3 separate regions of the Mus musculus genome follow, and regions 1 and 2 are each linked to region 3. The links are chromatin loops, found by intact Hi-C in ENCODE. Cell type or tissue: heart. All regions are shown on one strand. Each heading gives the region's core, and the rest is flanking DNA. Links, peaks and the distances in the headings are about the cores only.

Region 1 (5,916 bases), core at 661-5,660, 60 kb after region 3:
GGTTGGTGCTGTGCGAGGAAGCACCCCCCATCTGAGCAGTCACCTCCTCTGCTACCCTCACAGTGGGCCACGTACATCCGTGCCACAGTGCGCAAGGAACGTGGGCTGCCAGTACTGGTGGAACTGCTACAGTCTGAGACCGACAAGGTGGTGCGCGCTGTAGCCATCGCGCTGCGCAACCTCTCACTAGACCAGCGGAACAAAGACCTCATCGGTGAGGATGCTGCTGTGATAGGCCAGGGCTTGTGAAATGGGGCAGGTACAGGGAACAGGCTGTGGGAGGATTAAGTTCAGGGGGCCAGATTCCTCCTCCCAGGTGGTTGGTTGGGCTGGTCCTACCCTGAGCTATAGGGGCTTAGGTCTTTCCCCAGTCACTGAGGCTCAACCTGCTAGCAGAGGTTGTGTCTGGTGATACCCATTGTCTGAATGCCAGTCCTTCTCACAGGGGTAGAGCAGAGATATGTCCTAATGTCTGACCCTGCCTCTTAGGGAGCTATGCCATGACAGAGCTGGTTCGGAATGTTCGCAATGCACAGGCTCCCGCTCACCCCAGTGCCCACCTGGAGGAGGATACTGTGGTTGCCGTGCTCAACACCATCCATGAGATCGTGTCCGACAGCCTGGACAATGCTCGCTCCCTCCTGCAGGCCCGTGGTGTGCCTGCCCTGGTAGCACTTGTGGCCTCCAGGTGGGTGAGGGCAGGGCCTGCTGAGGGTCGGGTGGGTTTGGGGATGGAGGGAGACTAGGATGCGGTAGGCCACTGACCCCAGCCCTGGCTGCTGCTGCTGCAGCCAGTCAGTGCGGGAGGCCAAGGCAGCATCACACGTGCTACAGACTGTATGGAGCTACAAGGAGCTGCGTGGAGCCCTGCAGAGGGATGGCTGGACGAAGTCACGCTTCCAGGTACAGCTGCCCCGCCTTCTCTCTTACTTTGTCACGTCTGATCCCAAGCAGTTTCTTAGGCCTTAACTCTTGCTTGTGTTTTGTGACTCCTCAGTCTGCTAGCACTGCCAAAGGACCCAAAGGGACACCAAGTTCTGGCGGCTTTGATGACAGCACACTGCCACTGGTAGACAAGAGCCTTGGTGAGCACAAGCAGGGGAGAGGGACATGAGACTTACCCTGAGGCTTAAGGGTAGCTCCCACCTGCTAATGCACAAGGTAGGTGGGGTTAAGGAGATAGGACAGACTCCTGACAGAAGACACTGAGCACTGTTCTGTGGCGAGCATGTCAGCATGTCTGTCCTGCCCTCCCCATGCCTGCACACTGCTCATGGACACCTGCTCATGCCTTGCAGATGGGGAGAAGTCAAACACCCGGGATGTGATCCCCATGGATACCCTTGGTCCAGGTGAGTGCAGGTGTGCAGGCAAGAGGACTGGGGAGGACCACCCGGTTTCATGGTGTAACCCTGGGCGATGCCGAGGCCTTGCTATGATAAGATGTCAATTGGAGAAAAGATAGGTGGTTGATTTAGAGGCCTCAGGACTGGTTGGAGCTGGCACTTAGACCAGAAGTCCCCCATCCCAGGGCTTTCTGTATTTGGACTGAAGGAAGATCACCTATCCCCATGGTGACTTCCCCAGAACTCCATTTATTCCATGCTCTGTTCCACCCTACAGATGGTTACGCCACAGTTGACCGGAGGGAGAGGAGGACACTGGGCAGTGACTCCACAGGGGACACCTCTGAGAAAGAACTATTGAGAGTGAGTAACAGCAAGCAAGTGTCCAGGGAGGCTTGTCAAGAGAACAGCCAGATAGTGTTGAGCCTGATCAGAATTGGAGGACACGGCTGGAGTGGCACTCACTTGCAGGGCCCAGGAAGTAGCCTATATATCCATCATCAATCAGACTTCAGCACTGAGGGGGTCTGGTGCACGCACCTGCCGCAAAGAAGCAGACAGGGGCAGCTCTGCCTGGCCACAGGCTGCGTAGGTCCAGAGAGTCCGAGCAAACGGATTTGTACCTTTCTCTTACATGTGTATGGGCAAGGTGTCTACTGTGGTCCCCTGGAAAAGGCAGCATCTACCACCTGTGTGCCAGTATCCTGGCTTCACGTACCAGCCTCTGGGTACATTCATGTGTGAGCCATAACCAACCCCAGAGCTTGGCTTCCTTGTACTGCCTTGGCAGGCCCTCCATGCCACCCCTTCCTTATATACATCAATCAGCCTGAACCAGTCTAGCCTACCCTTAGTTGCAGTTAACCTGCTTTTATTTTCTGCTTCTAACTCCTGTCTGCCCACCCACCATGCACTGCAGCCCGATCCTGGCAGGAAGGCCCCTCCGCCTGGGCCCAGCAGGCCCTCGGTCAGGCTGGTGGACGCCGTGGGGGACACTAAGCCTCAGCCTGTTGACTCCTGGGTCTAGCTTGCATGCCTGGTACGTTCCTTCCTCTGGTTTGCCCATCCTTGGACTAGGGCTCCGTGTTCATCTCTGCTTGCTGCATGACTGAGCTCCCTATGTGATCTCTGGCAGGACTTGACAACAGCCCTGTTCCGGTCTCTGGAGATCAGGGTCCTGGGGAAACAGGCCCCCTATTTCCTCAAATACCCCCAGCACAGGGCCCTGTGAGGACCCGCAAGACAGGACTGGTTCTGGTGTCAAGGGTCTTGGTATGGCCCATCCCTCACTCCACAGCTACTGCTTCTGTATGGCCTATCAAGGCAGCTCCCTGTATGGAGGTCCCAAGTCACCTTGCTACACTTTGCTGCCTCTTATCTATCTGGGCTCCCGACTAAACATCTGTCTTTGCCTTCCTTTGCAGGGCCCTGGCCCAGCTGTTTGTTCTTAGGGATCGCATCGAGGTAGCTGGAAGAGGGCCAGAGGGCCCGCCATCTTGAGCAGAACCAGTCTTGGAGCCAGGAGCCCCACCCTGCTGTGGCAGGGTGGCCAAGCCTCTTGTCCTACCTTACCCTACCCTCTTCTCTACTCTTCTGCTCTAACTCTCCAGGTCTGAGTTAGCTGTTTACTGACATGGTGCTGTGTGGTAGGAGAGGAGGCTGGGGGGAGGTCCCCATGCACAGCCACAGAGGAGCAAATACAAGCCTGGATTGGAGGTCCTGGAGCAGGCAATGGGACAAGTAGGGGGCCTTGGAAAAGAACTTGGGCTCCCAAGGGTGGCTGGAGTACTACACTGCATGTAGGCTGACCACAGGGAGGGCTGCTCTAAAAGAGTCCAGACAGGGAAGTTTAGGAGGCAGCCAGATTGGGGGTAGTGGCAAGCTGTGCTTGTCACCAGCACCCCCATCCTTGGATTCCTGGAACACCTTCCCTCTGCAGCATACTCCTCCTAAGCTGCCTGTGGCTGGGGCCACCCTGGCTGTTGCATCTGCCTAGAACCTCAAGTAACCTCGGGGCCTGACTGCCGGCAGCAGTGGGGGGAACTGCTGTTCAGTGCCTGCTGTTTGTGACTTTAAAATGAAGAAAACTGACAAAATGCATTAAAAATGAAACCAAAATAAGACTATCAACAAAAATTGAAATTTTTGTAAGAAAATTTAAAGATTAAAAAAGCAGCAAAGAACTGCCTGTCTTCTGCCTTGGCTCACCAGGAGAGGGCACAGTCCTGTGCTAGCTGAGCCACCACTGCCCCCTGGTGAAGATACAGTTCCCTCAAGTCCCATTGCAGGGAGGGGGTGGAAGGGGTATGGGGGTTGTGCTCTGCCCCTGGCCTCAGGCACGTCCCACTGCTGTCACTCCTGGCTCCTGTGTGCCGGCTGACCAATATGGGCATATGTGGGAGCAGACAAGATGGAGCTGACCTTTGTTTCTAGTCTAGGAAATGGGCCCCTACTGAGGCCTTGAGGAGCCTCTTGAAAGAGATGGGGGCTAGGGTGACTCTTAAGCTTGGGTTGGCACTTCCTCAGAATCTGGGTGCCTGGCAGACATGCCTCAATGGTGTGAACTGGAGAGACTGTTTATCCCAGAGACATCGGGGACAGCGTGGCCCCATGCCTGTTTAGTCAGAGATGAGTACAAAGGCTGTTCTGCGCCAAGTAAGAGCAGTGTGGTAGCTGAAAAGAATAACTCAGTGAATTTCTTATATCCAAATATTTAGATCTTTAATTTCTTTTATAATATAAAAGAGATTATGACTTTTTTTTTCAAAGTATTTCTATGTAGCCCTGGCTGTCCTGGAACTCACTGTGTAGACCAGGCTGGCACAGAACTCAGATCCATCTGCCTCTGCCTCCTGGATTCTGGGATTAAAGGCATGCGCCATCATACCTGAAAAGTTTGTGACTCATTCTTAAGATGAAATGTGGTATGAGTTGCTGGTGACAGTACCGTCTGAGTCGTTGCTGCCATTGGTGACAGCCGAATGGTATCTGGATATGTTCAGTTTCCTGACTTCTTGCTGAGTGATGGCAGTGCCTAGGGATCCCACACTGAAACTTTGTAAAAAATCTCCTCTTCCAGTTAGTGAGGCCATCAGGATGACACCTGCTTTGATTTTTTTTTTTTTTTTTTTTTTTTTTTTTTTTTTTTTTTTTTTTTTTTTTTTAAAAGATTTATTTATTTATTATATGTAAATACACTGTAGCTGTCTTCAGACACACCAGAAGAGGGCATCAGATCTTGTTACGGATGGTTGTGAGCCACCATGTGGTTGCTGGGATTTGAACTCTGGACCTTCAGAAGAGCAGTCGGGTGCTCTTACCCACTGAGCCATCTCACCAGTCCCCCTTTTTTTTTTTTTTTAAATCTCCCTTTTTGTTCTTGGGTGCAGAGGATTCACCGTGAGGGGTTTTGCGTGCCAGGCACGCACTGTGATCTACTGCATCTCTGGCCTCAATGCAGCCTTTGATGCACAGGTGTTTTCCAGGGGTATTGTAGTGGTTTGCATGGTGAGCTCACTACCTTTAATGTGCCAGTGTATGACAATCTGGAGCCACAGGCCCTGAGGAAAGGCCCCAGAAGCATAGAGGGGGTCAGAGTGAGTGTGTGTCATCGTGCAGAAGGGAGCTGGGACGGAAGCTCATCAGGCTGAGTGGTCAGGACTTCACGGGGCTGCTGCCTGGACCCTGGTAGACTGCCTTCTCCAAGCCGTCCACCACTTTCATGTACTCCAGGTATGAGCTGTAGTGTGTGCACTCGAAGCTGCTGCTCCCCCTCACATACGCCAGGAAGTCAGGGGTTCCCGGGACAATGACATTGTCAGCTAGGAGCACCGTCCCCTTGCGCAGCAGGCCACATTCCTGCAGGGGACAGACAGGGAGGGTCAGGAATGCTTGGCAAGCACAGTGCAATCCATGGGCAGCTGCTCTCCCATGGAACCACTTCCAACTCCTATTCTTCCTCGAATCCATCCCCAGCCCTAGAGGAGCATGTAGGCCACACAGTGAAGGTTTGGAGGTTCGCCAGTTTCCCTCCAACACTCTATGCCAAGAATATGGCATCCTCACCAACAACCCTGCCCTTGAGGATCTGCTCTGGACTTTTTTTGGGCCAGGGAAGACACTAGGTGCTAGGCTCTGAGCAGGAGGGAGTCGTTCCTGGGCCCTTGGAGCAGTGGGTCTAGAACTTGTGATTGTGAGAATCCCATGTAGGATGCTTGTCTATCCTCTCTGGGAAGTATATCAGCTGATAGCATACAAATAACTGAAGTACCTGCCAAGAAAGGGGTGGGAGGGGGCAGGGGTAGGGAGAGCCAGGAAACAGGACACTTGAATATCTGTTTGCCCAGGAGGCTTAGGGGGTTGTTTTTAACATAATCATGAAACAAAAGATAATAACAGCAGTTCTGTCTGATGGGGTCACGTCTGTAATCTCAGCGGTCGGGAGGCTGAGGCAGATTCATTGGTTCCAGGCTACCCGGACTATGTAAGACATGTAAGGCACTTGTCTTCAAACATACTGGAAGCAACCCAAAATGGAAAGTAAAATCCAGTAAGTAGCCCTTGGCTGAAG
Region 2 (5,916 bases), core at 661-5,660, 150 kb after region 3:
CTATACAGGTATACAGTCACTCGAACACACGCGCGCATCCCAGTTTAGTCGTTCCCATCTGTAATACCAGCATTCTGGAGGCTGAGAAGAGAGTATTCCAAGTTCTAGGCTAGCCTTGGCTGTAGAGTTGTGAGTTTTGCACCCAAAAAACCAGAATGGGCTAAAGAGATAGTTCAGTAGTTAAGAGAACCTTACGGTCATCTACATGCACATAGAAACATATAGAAAAATAAAATTTAAAAAATAGACAAAGCCTATATAATTATAATGTAAGTATTTAAAAAAAAATAGAGTCTGGTCTACAGAATTTCAGGCCATCCAGGAGTACATAGTGAGGCCCTGTCTCAAAAAAAGTTAAAGGAGGCTGGAGTGATCCAAGTGGTTAAGAACGCTTGTTGCTCTTGCAGAGGACCAGGATTTCACTCCTATCACTCATTAGGTGGCTCACAGACATCTGAACTCCCGTACAGGGTATCTGATACCCTTGCTAGCCTGTGAGGGCACTAGGCACACACAGGGTACACATACATGCATGCAAGCAAAACACACAAAATAAGTAAATCTAAAACAAATTTTAAATTAATATATTATTCTTTATGTACATATGTACCTGTATGAATTTGTATGTACCATGTGAATGCAAGAGTCCCTGTAGACCAGAGCAGATCATCAGACGCTCTAAAGTATGCTCCTGCAGTTAAAATTCATAAGATATTGACAATAACATCATAGGCAGAGAAAGTTACATACCAATACCGTGCTAAATTCCTTTTTGAATATGAATGTATTGAAGTTAGCAATACATGCAAGGACTTTATCCCAGGAATGCAAGATGGTTTCCTTTTGAACATTTTATTTATATAATTTAATACCTTAACTAGATGGTAAAGAAAATATCAAAATCATATTAATAGAGGAAGTATATTTAACTAAGTTTATCACACATTTTATGAAAACCTTCAGGAAAAATACTCTGGGACTGCAGAGCTGGCTCAGCAGCTAAGAGCACTTACTGCTCTTCCTGAGGATCAGGCTTGGTTTCTAACGCTCACATGGTGACTCACAAACTCTGGTTCCAGAGGATCCTAGATGCTTTCCTGGCCTCTGAGAGTACCAGGTATACATGTGGTAAAAGACATAAATACAGGCTGGAGAGATGAAAAAAAAAAAAAGACATAAATACAAGGCAAAACAACGTGCATGTAAAATACAATTTAAATAATAAATGTTTAAAAGTAAAACCCCTTTAAACTAGCAAAACAGTGGGATGAACATCAGCAGCCAATGTCACACGTGGTTAAAAAAAAAAAACAACAAAAAACCAATATTTCCCTTTAAGGCAAGGGATGAGTCAAAGGTGCCCACTGCTACTACTTCCCGTGTGTTACTGAAGTTCTCAAACACTGCCATGAGCAAGAGTAATAATAATAATAATGTTGCTGGGCGGTGGTGGCACGTGCCTTTAATCCTAACACTACCATGTCTAATTCTGCTGAAAAAACACTAAAGATGACTTCAAAAGAAAAAAATATTCTATGCTCATAGATTGGAAAACTTAGTATTTTTGTGCTGTGTTTCATTCATACTAGACATGTGGTCCATTGCTGATCTATAATCCTAGCCCAATATTTTATTTATTGGGGGAGGGGGTAGTGAGACAGGGTCTGTCCTGTAACTTGCAATGTAGACCAGGATGTTATTGAACTCAGAGATCCACCTGCTTTTAACTTCTGAGTGCTGGGACTAAAGGTGTGTACCACCACACCTGGAATCCCAGCACAATATTTTAAAATATCAATACACCCTAAGTGATCTAAAGACTTAAGCGATTTGTATTAACACTTCAATGGTGTTTTGGTAAAAATAGAAAAACCTATTCTAAACCGGCCTTGGTGGTATATGTCTGTAACCCTGGCAACTGAGAGGGAAGAATCTGAGACAGCAGGATTTCAAATAAATAATGTGTGTGTGATATGTACATAGGTTGATATACAGACAACCCACATATAGTCTTCAGTGCTTGTGGATTCTGCATCAACATGTTCAACCAGCTGTGGTAGAGACTGTTTGGCAAGGGGCAACATACCTCAGCTGCCAATGTAGGCTACAGAATGAGGCTGTCTGTCTCAGTAAGAAAGAAGGGGGCTATGAAAGAAAGAATCGGGGGAGGGAGGGAGGGAGGGAGGGAGGGAGAGAGAGAGAGAGAGAGAGAGAGAGAGAGAGAAAGAAAGAAAGAAAGAAAGAAAGAAAGAAAGAAAGAAAGAAAGAAAGAAAGAAAGAAAGAAAGAAAGAAAGAAAGAGGGGCTGGTGAGATGGCTCAGTGGGTAAGAGCACCCAACTGCTCTTCCGAAGGTCCGGAGTTCAAATCCCAGCAACCACATGGTGGTTCACAACTATCTGTAACAAGATCTGACGCCCTCTTCTGGAGTGTCTGAAGACAGCTACAGTGTACTTATTACATATAATAAATAAATAAATCTTTTAAAAAAAAGAAAGAAAGGAAGGAAGGAAGGAAGAAAGAAAGAGCAAATTTGAAGGTCTTATACTTCTTGATTTCAAACTTAACTATAAAGCTACAGTACTCAAAACAGTGTGGTACTAGCATTAAATCAGACATATAGGCTGGGTGTGGTGGCACACACCGTTAATCCCAGCACTTGGGAGGCAGAGGCAGGTGGATTTCTGAGTTCAAGGCCAGCCTGGTCTACAAAGTGAGTTCCAGGACAGCCAGGGCTACACAGAGAAACCCTATCTTGAAAAAAAAAATCAGATATATAGACCAATGGAAAACAACAGAAAGCTCTGTATAAAAAGAAACACACGTTTGTGATTGCTAGTATGTGTGTAATGTGTGTGAGCTTGTGCACACAATATCAAATGACTTTTTAAGAATGTTTTTTATCTTATGAGTATGACTATTTTGCCTGCATATATGTACAATACATGCATGCAGTGTCTTCAAAGGCCAGAAGGTGTTGAATACCCTGGAACTAGAGTTGCAGACAGTTGTGAGCTGTCATGTGGGTGCTGAGAACTGAACCTGGGTCCTGTGTGAAAGCAACAAGTGCTCTTAACCAATGAGCCACCTCTCTAAGCCCACCAATGACTTTTGACAAAGGTGACAAGACAGAGAAGGGACAATATCTTTAATGAATAGTTCTGGGAAACTGAGTATCTGCATGGCAAACCCAGAGCATAGCTACTTGTTGGCAGGTTGTGGAGGTATTGGAAGACTTGTGCACCACTGATGGCAACAGATAATGATGTGGCCATCTTCTTCTAGAAGTCCTGAGTTCAATTCCCAGCAAATGCATTGTGGCTCACACCATCTATAATGGGGTCTTATGCCCTCTTCTGGCATGTAGATGTATATGCAGATAGAACGCTCACATACAGTAAATAAATAAATCTTTTTTTTTAAAGATCTATTTATTTTATGTATATGAGTACACCATTGCTCCCTTCAGGCACACCAGAAGAGCGCATCAGATCCCATTACAGATGGTTGTGAGCCACGATGTGATTGAACTCAGGATCTCTGGAAGAGCAGTCGGTGCTCTTAACCGTTGAGCCATCTCTCCAGCCCTCTCCCACCCCCACCCCCCGCTTTTTTTTTTTTTTAAATAAATTAAAACCAGTGACTCAAACATCTTTTACAGTGTGTCCTGGCTAGTTTTATGCCAACTTGACATAAACTAAATTCACCTGAGAGGAGGGAACCTCAGTTAAAAAATGCCTCCATAAGATCAGGCTGCAGTCAGGTCTGTAGGGCATTTTTCTATTCAGTGATCAATGAGGGAGGGTCCAGCTCATTATAGATGGTGCCATACTTTGGCTGATAGTTCTGGGTTCTATAAGAAAGCACGCTGAGCAAGCTGCAAGGAGCAGCCAGTAAGCAGCACTCCTCCCTCCAGGTTCCTGCCCAGTTTGAGTTCTAGTCCTGACTTCCTCCAATGATAGACTAAGATCTGAAAGTGTAGGACAAATAAACCCCCCACCCCAACTTACCTTTTGGTCATGGTGTTTCATCAAAGCAATAGAAACCCTAAGGTACAGTGATCAGTGATCCTACAGCACTGTTATCCCACAGTGGCCACCAGCACAAACAGTTCAGTGTCATAAGGGATGATGGGCAGTGCAGACACTCACGAGAGGGATCAATTAGCTTTTGTTTGTTTATTTTTGGGTGGTGTATTGGGGTTCTCTAGAGTCACAGAACTTATGGATAGTCTCTATATAGTAAAGGAATTTATTGATGACTTACAGTCTGCAGTCCAATTCCCAACAATGGTCAGTAGCAGCTGTGAATGGAAGTCCAAGGATCTAGCAGTTGCTCAGTCATGCACGGCAAGCAGGCAAAGGACAGGGAGAGGGAGAGGGAGAGGAGGGGGAGGNAGAGGGGAAGGGGGGGAGGGAGGGGGAGGGGGAGAGAGGGAGAGAGAGAGGGGGAGAGAGAGAGAGAGAGAGAGAGAGAAAGAGAGAGTTCCTTCTTCCATTGTCCTTATATGGTCTCCAACAGAAGGTGTAGCCCAGATTAAAGTTGTGTGCCACCTTTAATTCCAGATGACCTTGAACTCAGAGATCTCCGGGTCTTAATCTTCTGGAATTCATAGCCACTATGCCTCAAGATCTCCATATCAAGATCCAGATCAGAAACTTCTATCTCCCAGCCTCCAGATTAGGGTCACTGGTGAGCCTTCCAATTCTGAATTGTAGTTCATTCCAGATATAGTCAAGTTGACAACCAGGAATAGCCACTACAGGTGGTTTTGATACAGATGCCTGAGTATATAGACCAAGCTGGTCTGGAATTCATAGAAATCCACTTGCTTCTGCCTCCTGAGTTCTGGATTAAAGACTGGCTTAAAACAATGTTTATGCCGGGCGTGGTGGCGCACGCCTTTAATCCCAGCACTCGGGAGGCAGAGGCAGGCTCATTTCTGAGTTCGAGGCCAGCCTGGTCTACAAAGTGAGGTCCAGGACAGCCAGGGCTATACAGAGAAACCCTGTCTCGAAAAACAAAACAAAACAAAAAAAAAAACCAATGTTTATTTTTATATGGATGAGTGCTTCTGCATGCATGTAATATGTGAGCTCTGTATGTGCTTAGTGACCGGAAACTAGAAAAAAATCATACATTGGAAGTGGAGTTATGGATATTTGTGAGCCACAGTGTAGGTGCTGGCAAACAGACTGAGGTTCTACGCAGGAGCCGTCAGTGCCTTCTCTCCAGTCTCTCAGTCAGCACTTAAAAAGAAGGCAATTCAGGTACATACTACAGCATGGATGAACCCTGAAAATATATGAAATTAAATACATTCACAAATGGACATTTCATGAGCACCAATTACATGGGGTACACAGTCAAATTCAGACTGCAAATGGTGGGAGCTCAGGGTTTGGAGACGAGGAGTCAGTGCTTAATGGATAGTTTCTAGTGTGATGAAATAGTTTTGGATATGGTGGCAATAGTTGCACAGCCTCGAGAATACATTTATTAATATTACTACTGAACTGTATGCTTTACAATGGTTACTATGTTAACTTTTGTCGTGGACATTTGAGGTGATGCCCTAAAATAAAACCCAAAAGGTGGCCGGGCGTGGCGCACACCTTTAATCCCAGCATTTGGGAGGCAGAGGCAGGTGGATTTCTGAGTTCGAGGGCAGCCTGGTCTAAAAAGTGAGTTCCAGGACAACCAAGGCTACACAGAGAAACCCTGTCTCGAAAAACCAAAAAAAAAAAAAAAAAACAAGAAAACCCCCAAAAGGCAGTTTGGAAAAAGGCCGACAGTTGGGTAGTCTTTTGCACAAGCCTGCTGTTCACTATTAACTGGCTAAAGCTGCTTGGGCCTGAGGGTGATTGGAATTCACAGAAACAACCCTTCCCTTAAGGGAGGAAGTTTAAATTATCAGG
Region 3 (5,916 bases), core at 240-5,239:
TAGTGGCAAAACGGTAGTCAGCAGGCCCAGACAGCAGACAGGTCTGCTGAGCAAGGCATTTGCAAGGGCATAGGGTGCACTCTAAAGACATGACTTATCGGGCAGAAGGAAACATAGGAAAGATGCTGAGGGTACATGGATGGATCTCAACATCAGGGCCTCCTTGTCCACTGTCCAAGAGGCAAACAAGCAAAACCTCAGCTGCCAATGAGCCTAGAGTGGGGCCAGACCTGGCCTGGATGCAGCCTACACGCAATGTCCTCCCGTTCTGAGCAAGGGTTCACTACGCCAGCCCAGTAAAGCCCATATCAGGCATAAGAATGACCCAGCACTTGCTGTCTACTCTGACATTCTGTGAAGCCCAAGGCCCCATCGGAGGTTTCAGAGTGAGAGGGGCGACATGACTAGGCTCCAGAGTAATTCTTGACACTGGAGACTGCAGCCCTTCACCCTGCAACAACCATGCAGCTCTCTGTCCCGCCAATCTAGCCTCTTACACAGCAAGTCTGCCCCTGCTGCCGAGACCCTTCCCCGCACCCAATCCTGACAGGGATAAATAGAAACATCTTCCAGTACCGTGAGGGTTTTGCTTTCAATTATCAGAGACAGTCTGGTCTGGTCTGTCAGACTAGAGTCCCGAACCAGCAGGCCGTTTAGTTTCCATTTAATGCCTTGGAAAGGGAAAACTGAATTATGACGAGAAGGGGCGGACCGCCTCGTCCTCGACCAACCTGATCCAGACCGCGTTCCAGGAGCCCGGCGCCCGACCTTGGGTCAGCCCCGCCAGGAGCGCAGCCCGCTAGCCCCAGCCACCCGCTGCACACTCACCGCCTCCGCCGCCGCCGACTTCCGGGTGCCGCACCCGCGGGCTTTAGCCTCCAGCCCAGAACCCGCCCGGCCCGCCTCCAGAGCGCTCGCTATTGGGCGCAGCAGCGAAGGGCGGAGCATCGAACCCAGAACCGCGGCCTTGTTGGCCGTATGTGCTGTCGCTTAGAGATATAGCGCTCCGCCCCCGCAGCTGCACCAAGACTGGAGATGCACCAAGGCTGGCGATGCACCAAGGCTGGAGCTGTGTGGGCATCTGGTCCTTTCATGCAGCCACAGCTCCTCAGCCTGTGGGTTATCTCTGTGAGACCCTGCACCCCGCCCGGTTCAGGCGCTGGACCCACCTCCACCCCCTTTAGACAAAGTCCTGGTCTTTATCTCTAGACCATATCATCTGTCCCAGATAGCCCTCCCCTCCCTTTGTCGCCTCCAAGTCTTACTAGACTGCCTGTATCCTTGGCCTCTGACTTCTCATCTATTGTATTCCCTGCACTAAAAAACAACACAGAACACGGACTTCTGCTCCACCGTGCCTTCCATAGTCCTTAAGAAGTCACAGAGGCTGTTCTGTGAGTCCAGACCCCCAAGGATGAGGAATTTACCATGCTTGAGCTATGTTTGGACAATGACTGGGACATTTAGAACAGGGCCAGGACAATCACTGGGGGCTTCCTGTACCTGTTAATATCAGGTTGTGTAAGGGGCTTGAGCATCCATCGCTAAGGTGGAGGGAGCATCAGAGGTCCTCCCCAAAGTGAGTACTCAGTACAAGGATCACAACCACATTAAAGACAATGATACTGTACTACAGACTCTCAACCCAGTTGACTTGATACCCAGTTCTCATTCACTCCACTTGAGAGATGTAAATATAATTGCTCAGAGCAGTTAAGCTATTCACTTGAAGTAAAATAAAGGGCTAGCAAGATAGCTGCCTGGGTATAGATGCTCGCTGTCAAACCTGGCCACCTGTGTTCCATCCTTGGGATCCACATGGTGGAAGGAGAGATCTGTGTCCTTTATGTTGTTCTCTGATCACCACATGTGCATTGTGGTATATACTCACAAAATAAAATGTAATTGATTTAAAAAAAAAATGCCGGGCTGGTGAGATGGCTCAGTTGGTAAGAGCACCCGACTGCTCTTCCAAAGGTCCGAAGTTCAAATCCCAGCAACTACATGGTGGCTCACAACCATCCGTAATGAGATCTGACTTCTGGAGTGTTTGAAGGCAGCTACAGTGTACTTACATATAATAAAAAAAAAATAAATAAATCTAAAAAAAAAAAAAAAAAAAAATGCCAAGTGGCATTAGCTGCCTGGACGATCTAGGTGCCATGGTCCCAAACTTCAATGCTGATGTTTTGCAGAAAACTGGAACTCAGAGAGGCGAAAGCAAGGCTGTAGCCAGACCCAGTCACAGCTCTGCCCTCTCTCACACAGCCTCACCAGCATTCCTCCTGAGAACTAAAGGAAATCATTTGCAAACATGACCAGACTCCGGAGACTATGACTCCTGGCCAGCAGGTGGCAGACCTAGCTAGGCACTTCCATTCTTCCTCCAGCTTAGCACAGTCACCCTGTGCTCCTGCCAGCTGTCTCCATCTGAGCTGCCAGATCACTTGGTCTACAGGACTAAGAGGTAGTCATGGACAAGCAGGACACGGGCTTGAGGCTAAAAGAGCATGGTCTGGGATATAGCAGATACACAGTAGCTTGTCCCCAAAGCACCAAGCCATGAATTCAGAGTGGGACAATGGCTGGATATGCTTTCTCATCAATCCTATCCATAAAGAGAGATGTAAGAACATGTTGAACAGTGGTTCGAATCCCATCACAGGCAGCAGGTGGCCCTTTGGGGGCGGGGGGGATTTGAACCTCTGCCCCAATTTTTTCCTTAATTATTTATTAACTTTACATCCTGATAGCAGCTCCCCTCCTTCCTCTCCTCCCAGTCCCAAATCCAACCCCCTATTACACCCTCCCCTCCTCCTCATAGAAGGGGGAGCCCCCCTTGGGTACCACCCCACCCTGGGACATCTAATCCCAGCACACCCTCTCCCTCTGAGGCCCAACTAGGCAGTCCAAATTAGGGGAAGGGGATCCAATTCCTGCCCCTATTTTTTTTTTTTTAATAGTTATGCACTCTGACATTCTCTCCCATTTGAGTCTGGCTCATTGTTCATTCCTCGAATGGGAGCTCACCACTTTTTGTAAACACCTTTTTAGGATTTAAGTGCCAACTAGTTAGGAAGTTCTTCCTGACAAACACTTCCTCTCTGTGGCTTTCCCCAGCACTATCCCTACAGAAATGGCCAGCAGCTGGATGGATAAGGAGGATGGGGGGGGGGGAGTGGGGGGGGGAGTGGGGGGGGGGGAGACAGACAGAGCAAGAAACACACACACAGTGAGAGAGAGAGAGACAGAGACAGAGAGAAAGACAGAGAGACAAACAGAGAGACAGAGAGGCAGAGAGAAGGGGGGAGATATTCATTATTGGCCCTGGTAAGGAGACTGTAAGATAGCAGCCCTGAAACCTATCTGAGCTGTCTCTATCCACCCTGATTTCCTCTATGCAGCTGATGATCAGGCTCTAAAGCAGCCAGGTCTCTAAAAGGGGACATTCCTACACTGGGAGGCTATGTCTCCCTTTTGCCCTCTTCTAGCAGAGAAAAACCTGTTCAGCCTCTGTCCCATCAGCAAGTATGGGGAAGTGGTATGATCCAGAGCTATGGGGTCTTCAAGAGAGGTGCTCCAGGATGAGTACGGGCCAGGGTAGAGCTGGATTGACTAAATCCACTTCTAACTGAGGAAAGAGAGTCCCCACCACACAGCAACTTAACCAGAAAGACAGCTGTAGTTAGTAGAGAGCTGTAGTTACAGCTTTACCTAGAGAGAGCTACCTTCTTGGAAGACTCTGCTTTCTTAGAGTTGCTCACTCTGCCTTGCCAGAGCTGCAACAATATCTCAATACCAGGATGCCAAATGGTGTTCATTTCAAGTAGCAATACCAACGGATTAGTAGCAACTGCCTTGACTCTGAAAAGCTCCTGGTATCAATTTGTATTGTAGGCGACCCAGAAGTGAGCTCCTGCTCCAGGCATTTACTTTCTTTGTCTTCACCAAGCAACCCTTATTGGGTGAGCACACTGGACTCAGCATAGGTGGGTGAAATATGACCATCTGGGTAGACCCCCTACACACACAAACGCACACACACACACACACCCTGGCCTCCATTAGCACTATCTGTAAGGGGCCTTGGGAAACACCGACAGCCCAGAAGAGTTGCTCATTTCCAGTGCACTCAGGATAAGAGGCTTCTGAGCAAGCACAGGCCAGATTCATTTCCACAGTCTGCACTTCCATCTCCTGTTTATGTTACAGCATCCCCCGTGGGTCCCCTCCACTGCCTTATGTCACTGCAGAGATGTGTTTGGTGTGCTTTACCTAGTAGGGAAATATGTGTTTATCTTTTCAGGCAGTGGATAAAGCTCCTTGATATTTCTCCAAGACTCAAAGCAGGGCAGAGGAAATCGGGACACCAGGGTGTAGTGGGGAAGAGATAAACACATAATTCCCCTTTCCCGGGAAGAGGACGCTTTTCATTGCCCCGGGGAAAGAGCAGTCTCATGCAGCTGTAGGGAGTGCCCAAAGGCTCTGTAAATACAGGCTTCATAGAAGAAAAAAAGCTCTAGTTTTTCTAGAGTCTGCTTTTGCCCTCAAAATCACTGCAACCATCCCCACTTTGTACCAGCCTAGCTGACCTTGTTCGTCCTTGCTGCAGGGGTTATGGGGACAGTGAGAGAGCCCCCAAGGCTGGAAGTCCAACGACTGGGTTCACGCCCTGGTTGCCTAAAGCCTCAATTTTCTATCTGTAAAATGGGATTTATCTTTACACTTGCGGAGTGTAAGATAAATACCATTCTATGCCAATAGAAAGGAATCGACGCTCAATGTCCGGTTAACAGCAGGATACCTGGGAACTTGGGGTGGAGATGGAGACAACGCTGCTGGAATCCGGGAGTGACCGCCTGCCCTGCAAGTTCCAGCTCAGGGCCTACTATCCCCAGAACTCCTCTGAAGATGGCCGGGAGGGGGCAACTCCGAGCCTCCTGCAGCTGCTGCAGCCACAGCATTCCGGGCAGGTGTCAGGGCCTGCTCTGCTAGGGGGCCGACCTGGGCTAAGACTGACAATACCAGGAACCCAACAGCAAGCCGCAATCTCTGCACATCCATCCAATCGGTGCGGGTTGCGGGGCGCGTCTCTCTACCAATGGGAAAATTCGCAGTTGGATGGGGCGGGGCGGAGGCCTCGTCTCCGGCCAGGTCCGCTTTGCGCACGGGCAGCGGGAGGGGTAGGAGGGCTAGCCTGCTTGCTGGCTGCTCCAGTAGGGGAGGAGGAGTGTTCCCCCCCTCACCTCCTCACAAGCACAAGTTGTGGCCCCGGGAGCCACTTTCGGTGCTGGGCGCTGGAGAGGCCGCTCCCCGCGCACCGGGGGACCTGGGGACGCCTGTCTTGGGGGCGGAGGCCGCGCTGCGGAGCCGCCCACGCCGCGCGCCAGGTGAGCTCGGCCGGGTGGGCGGGGTCCGGCTGTGGGCCTGGGGCTGGACACTCGGGCCCCGGCCAGGATTAGGGGTAGGTCCTGGGGGAGCGAGCTGGTATAGTGTCTAGACTGAGATGCGGACTAAGATAGGGACAGGGTCCTGGGCTCGGACTTTAGGTCTGGGTGGGGCTCGGAAGCTGGTTCTTCTGCTCACCCGCGCTCTAGCACACGACGGGTCCCCAGAGACCCGGGTGGTTGGGGGCGGGTCCCTTTGTGCATGACCTCAGGGCTCTGTCCAACCTGGCTACGGCGCCGGCTTCAGCCTCCGGGCTGTTCAGCCTCCGGGATGAACTGGACCCAGCTCCCACAGCTTTGCCCTCCGCGAGCCACTGCAGAGCCTGCAAGCAGGGACCCGACGGCTATGGAAACTTTACCAGGACTCGGGCGGCGAGGCTGGGGAACTTCCCGGGGTGGTACGGCTGTTGGTGAGCGCAGGGTCTTGGCGATGCCAAGGGAATGTCCCTACGCAGCGACGATGCTCCTA

Evidence for each region. Hi-C counts contacts between places; a loop is a spot of excess contacts. Peaks named below come from ENCODE experiments on the same cell type or tissue, not always from the same donor. Only the 100,000 strongest peaks of a DNase experiment are listed, where the experiment ranks them.
Region 1: it touches region 3 in a loop (6-fold over the local background); 18 of 42 quality-filtered maps call a loop at or near these places.
Region 2: a loop joins it to region 3, with 2.6 times the contacts of the local background. A loop is called at or near these places in 2 of 42 quality-filtered maps.

What each region holds. Positions count from the first base shown.
Region 1 is chr16:18,402,837-18,408,752 of GRCm38, forward strand. It overlaps Arvcf (armadillo repeat gene deleted in velocardiofacial syndrome), which reads left to right. Exons shown (of 18, transcript NM_001272029.1): 11 at 64-214; 12 at 490-688; 13 at 792-903; 14 at 998-1,085; 15 at 1,299-1,352; 16 at 1,624-1,709; 17 at 2,266-2,385; 18 at 2,771-4,240. The coding sequence ends at 2,373. Comt (catechol-O-methyltransferase) reads right to left here. Exons shown (of 6, transcript NM_001111062.1): 6 at 4,046-5,204. The coding sequence ends at 5,001. Among named protein-coding and RNA genes, the nearest start is that of Gm15764, 7.8 kb to the right of the region's middle. In heart, for the core only: a CTCF peak has its summit at 3,581; DNase peaks (open chromatin) are centred at 2,455, 2,835, 3,785 and 5,185; H3K27ac peaks cover 1,684 bases.
Region 2 is chr16:18,492,033-18,497,948 of GRCm38, forward strand. It overlaps a transcript of Gnb1l not described here. Among named protein-coding and RNA genes, the nearest start is that of Gnb1l, 3.7 kb to the right of the region's middle. In heart, for the core only: a CTCF peak has its summit at 3,347 (motif pointing left); no DNase peak of the experiment used is centred there.
Region 3 is chr16:18,343,067-18,348,982 of GRCm38, forward strand. Tango2 (transport and golgi organization 2) reads right to left here and starts at 844. Exons shown (of 9, transcript NM_001359109.1): 1 at 732-844. It overlaps Arvcf (armadillo repeat gene deleted in velocardiofacial syndrome), which reads left to right and starts at 5,116. Exons shown (of 18, transcript NM_001272029.1): 1 at 5,116-5,390. In heart, for the core only: CTCF peaks have their summits at 2,346 (motif pointing right) and 4,926 (motif pointing right); DNase peaks (open chromatin) are centred at 925, 2,355 and 5,075; H3K4me3 peaks cover 2,067 bases; H3K27ac peaks cover 1,725 bases.